2 separate regions of the Homo sapiens genome follow, and region 2 is linked to region 1. A link is an interaction called in ENCODE POLR2A ChIA-PET data of the cell type or tissue named here. Cell type or tissue: CD4-positive, alpha-beta T cell. All regions are shown on one strand.

Region 1 (2,500 bases):
TGGCCTTCCCTGGGAGTGCCTTTTCTAGTTTTCTGGCCCAGCTAGAAGAAAGGGCCATTACACCTACTCCAGAATCATCCCTGCTGCTCCCAAGTTGGAATATTTCTTCCTCCACAGTGGCCACCTCTTATGTGCCCTCCATCACACAGTTTGTATACTTACCTCTTCAAGGGCAGGCTGTGTTTTACTCCTTTTGTCATCTCTCCCCATAGGGGTCTAGGTCAGTGCTTTTGTACATGGTGCCTGAAACAGTCCCATAAATGATATTTTATTTGAGTGGGGCTCTCTGGCTGGAGCTACTAGGTGGAATGTTGCCATGTGGGAGCAGGGGTCATAACGAAGGCTGGCCATCAAGATGCTGGTACTTCCAAATTCCCAACAGTTATTAACTTTCAGGATTGAGGAACAAGTAATAGAAATTCCCTGGAATGCCCAAAATCATAACTTTTTCTATATCTTTCCTAACACTTTATGAGTTTTTAAATAAGGAGTGGTCATAATAATAAATGGAATTATTTTTTCTGTGATAAAATTTCAGAGGTGTTTCTGTAAAAAAAAAAGAAAGAAAAGAAAAAGAGAAAAAAAGATGTAACATTAAATGCGTGGTTTGGTGGTTTGGTTGGGCACAGTGGCTCACACCTGTAATCCCAGCACTTTGAGAGGCCAAGGCAGGAGGATGGCTTGAGCTCAGGAGTTTGAGACCAGCCTGTTAACAGAGAAAGATTTTGTCTCTATTAAAAATAAAAAAAATTAGCCAGCATGGTGGCATGTGCCTGTAGTCCCAGTTACTCAGGAGGCTGAGGCAGGAGGATCACTGGAGCCCAGGAGTTTGTGGCTGCAGTGAGCTATGATAGCACCACTCCGGGTGGTGACAGTCTTGGTGACAGAGTGAGACCCCATCTAAAAAATTAAAATAATAAAAATAAAATAAATGCATAGTTTATTGTTATTATGGACAAATATATTGTGATATATGATTGTATATATTTCATTAGCATGTAAAAATGATCTCTATCTGATATAGACATCTGATAATAGAAAATGCGGAAGAGAGCATTAACACAAAATGAATACCAAATAAAAATCACTTAATGATTTAAGAGTAATACTACACATATTTAATATTTAAAAGTTACTCTTAAAGGTTAAAACTAGAGAAAAGTTAAAAGAATAAAACAATGAATTTCTGTATTTCCTTCACCAAGATTCACCAGTTGCTAACAGTTTGGCGCATTTGCTTGATGTGTCATAGATTGTCCACATTCCATATCTGTTGGATTGTTTCCTTGTGATTAGATTCGGGTTTACGTTGTTGGTGGGAACCCACATAGATGAGGTGTGCTTCCTGTTGCTTACATCAGGAGGCACAGTGGTGCCAGTTGGCCCTAGTAAAAGTGATGCTAACTTGATTCACCTAGTTAAGTTGGCATCTGTGAAGGCTACTTTTGTATTAAGGCAGTGAACTTCGAAAGGAACTTTTCCCTGACTTTGGGAATTGCTGACAGCCATTTAGGAAAAGAGACGACTGTTTTCTCTGTCACGTGTAGCTGCAGTTAAGAAACATCCTAGTATAGTCAGACAAGCTCTGGAAGCCAGTATGTCAGGACCTGGGACCAAGCTCTACAGCCATCTCTCCCTGTGACCATAGCCAAGTCATTTCTGAGCTATGTGAGACTGTACGTATAAGGAAATAGACACTCAGAGAAGTGAAGCAGTTTGCCCAAAGCTACTCAGCTAGTGAGTGACAGAGCTAGGATTCAAACCCATTTTTGTCTGGGGACAAAGCCCTGCCCTTGTCCTTATGCCAAGCTGCCTCCTTTGTGAGGCAGCTGGTTGTTATGATTGTGGCACTGACCACTCAGATGTTGTGCTCGGAACCAAGCAGAAGAGCACCAAGCCTTATAGGCCCTGACAGGTGAGAGGGAAGAGAGAGGTGCCTTCCTTCATCCATCTGGACTGCCCTTGGAATTCCTGGGCCAATTTGGGGAACCCTGGCACCAACCCTAACATGGGCCAGTGCCAGCACCAGGTATATGCAGCCTGTACTTCCCAGTCTGGGCAGGCAAAGGCTGGAACCGCACCAGCAGCTCTCCTCTGTAACGCAGCACGGAAGTATTTATTTCAAGGGTGGCTCAGAGAAGTGAAGCAGTTTGCCCAAAGCAAACTGGTTCCTCCCCTGCATGTGGCAGGCTGTCCTGCAAGCTGGGAGGCGGGCTGTTGGACGCTCCCCAGCCACCCTTGAAATAAATGCTTCCATGCTGTGTTGCAGAGGTGAGTTGCTGGCACCGTTCCAGCCTCCGCCTGCCCAGACTGGGAAGTACAGGCTGCACATACCTGGCACTGGCCCACTTTAGGGTTGATGCATGGGATCCCCAGATTGGCCCAGGAATTCCAAGGCCAGTCCAGATGGATGAAGGAAGGTATTGCCTCAGCCTGCCTGGGTTCCTCGGGGGAGAGAGGGAGACAGGAAGCATTAATGGGGGAAAGGTGTGCCAAGCCT
Region 2 (2,500 bases), 140 kb before region 1:
ATGCACTGGCATTCTATTATGTACATTAACTTCCTATGAGTTTGATTTAATGTGACAAAACATGAACACCTTTGTGTGGACTGACCCAAAATCACACTTCTAGAACTGCAAAGCCAAGGACCATATCCATGACCTTCACACTATACCAACTTGGAGCCATCCTCTTTGACTTCTCTCATAACTCACTTCTATTCTAAGAACAACACGTCTTCCTCCTTACTTCGTAGGACATTTGCTTTGGTGTCTCAAAATAATGGATAGTCAGGGACATTGGAGTTTGGATATGCCTATATTAAGAAGTCTTCCAAGTGGGGTAAATGAAGATTTTTCCTAGGGTACGTAAGACTGCAAGGAATACCCAGGAAATAGCCTCAAATCAGTCTGAGGAGAGTTTTAAAGGAATAAATTTCCAGATCCTCAACTTCCCTATAAAATATTTTCTAAAACCAGGCCGGGTGCACTGGCTCACACCTGTAATCCCAGCACTTTGGGAGGCTGTAGCGGGCGGATCGCCTGAGGTAAGAGTTTGAGACCAGCCTGGCCAACATAGTGAAACCCCATTTCTACTAAAAATACAAAAATTAACCGGGTGTGGCAGTGCACACCTGTAATTATAGCTACCTGGGAGGCTGAGGCAGGAGAATCTCTTGAACCCAGGAAGGGGAGGTTGCAGGGAGCTGAATTGGGCCACTGCACTCCAGCCTGGGTAACAGAGCAAGACTCCATCTCAGAAAAAAAAAAAAACAAACAGCCGGGCGTGGTGGCAGGCACCTGTAATCCCAGCTACTTGGCAGGCTGAGGCATGAGAATCGCTTGAACCCAGGAGGCGGAGGTGGCAGTGAGCCGAGGTCGTGCCACTGCACTCCAGCCTGGGCAACAGGAGCAAAACTTCATCTCAAAAAACAAAAACAAAAACAAAAAAAACGGCCAGGCACAGTGGCTCATGCTTGTAATCCCCGCACTTTGGGAGGCCAAGACAGGCAGATCACAAGGTCAGGAGTTTGAGACCAGCATGACCAACAAGGTGAAACCCCATCTCTACTAAAAATACAAAAATTAGCCGGGCGTGGTGGCACGCGCCTATAATCCCAGCTACTCAGGAGGCTGAGGCAGGAGAATCGCTTGAACCCGGGAGGCAGAGGTTACAGTGAGCTGAGATCATGCCATTGCACTCCAGCCTGGGTGACAGAGCGAGGCTCCGTCTCAAAAAAAAAAAAAAAAAAAAATTCTAAAAACCAATCCATTTGGGAGCCAGCTGACATATTCATGCACATTCTCCACTCTACCACTGCCCCCACTTTCACCATAGTCCTTGTCCTACTTTACAAAAGAAAGGAATGTCTCTCCCCTACACTGAATCTTGATGCATGGTCCAGGGTGTAAAAACCTGAGGAGCTTGGAGGGAGCAATTATTTTCCACTTCATATCAAAATATTCCCATTGCAATCAGTCTTCCTATTTTATCTTATATAAAATGTTTATTATTTTCTACCTCCTAGTAAAAAGTGAAATTGCTAGCTGCTCAATTCATTATTTCTTAGCAAATACAGCTTTCCTTTCTAAAAAATACAGAAGAAAAAAATTTGTGTAACAAGATTATTAGTTATTTCTGATTTTTAGACATGATTCTCATTTAATTGTTCCCAAAAGCTGAACAACAAGAGTTTGATGAAAGCAGGCACACACATTTACCAAGGGAATATATGCCTTCTATATGACTTCTCAAAACTGATGGATTTAACTATACATTATACAGCATTATTCCTAATTATATAATGAAAAACAGTACTATCTTATTTTTACCATTTATTATGTTAATAGTAGGTCTAAATAATTTTAATCTTGACTGGTTTATCAGTGGTCCATTTTATAAGCTATAGTTAATCATTTATTTCCTAATAATTTTTATAATATTCCTCAAAATGAATGTTAACATATTTATTTGAATGGAAGAATAAAGTCAGACATGTTTCTAACAGAAAGTAGGTCTGATTTGGCTGATTGGTTTGAAATGAAAACTGGCTTTGCCAATTCCACAAATGGCAGTTGTTTTCTATACAGTGAATGAGCTGAATCTGCATTTCAGTTTAACAAAAAGTTCTTGAAGACATGTAATAATTAAAGAATTTTACCAAAAAATATTGTGTAGGCAAAGAAGTATGGAAATCAATATCTGATTAACAAAGTGTCTCTGAGTGTAAAGGTCACAGATAATTAATAATCATGTTTAATAAAACCAAAACTGAGACTCTAATAACTAAATCCTTTTGGAAGTTCAGTGGTTTCTAATCCTTTGCTTTTAACAAAATTAAAAGAAGACTCTATTTGATAGTATTAATAGATCACTCTGTGATTGTTGGCATATAATTTAGAAGTTCAAAGACTCAAAGAATATCATTGTAACAAATCTCTTCCTTTCCCAATTGTGGAAACAAGGTTTCTCAATACTCATGTCTATAAAAATAAAAAACAGGTAAAGGATTGATGTTGCACCTTATCT

The links. ChIA-PET counts read pairs that join two places held together with the same protein. Peaks named below come from ENCODE experiments on the same cell type or tissue, not always from the same donor. Only the 100,000 strongest peaks of a DNase experiment are listed, where the experiment ranks them.
Region 2: POLR2A ChIA-PET joins it to region 1 with 7 read pairs; 3 of 35 experiments call an interaction of 5 or more read pairs at or near these places.

What each region holds. Positions count from the first base shown.
Region 1 is chr6:35,390,124-35,392,623 of GRCh38, forward strand. The region is part of intron 2 of PPARD (peroxisome proliferator activated receptor delta); the gene reads left to right. Among named protein-coding and RNA genes, the nearest start is that of PPARD, 49 kb to the left of the region's middle. RefSeq lists an enhancer at 1,776-2,344. In CD4-positive, alpha-beta T cell, no CTCF peak of the experiment used is centred here; a DNase peak (open chromatin) is centred at 1,348; H3K27ac peaks cover 28 bases.
Region 2 is chr6:35,253,963-35,256,462 of GRCh38, forward strand. All of the region lies in intron 1 of SCUBE3-AS1 (SCUBE3 antisense RNA 1), which reads right to left. Among named protein-coding and RNA genes, the nearest start is that of SCUBE3-AS1, 4.2 kb to the right of the region's middle. In CD4-positive, alpha-beta T cell, no CTCF peak of the experiment used is centred here; no DNase peak of the experiment used is centred here.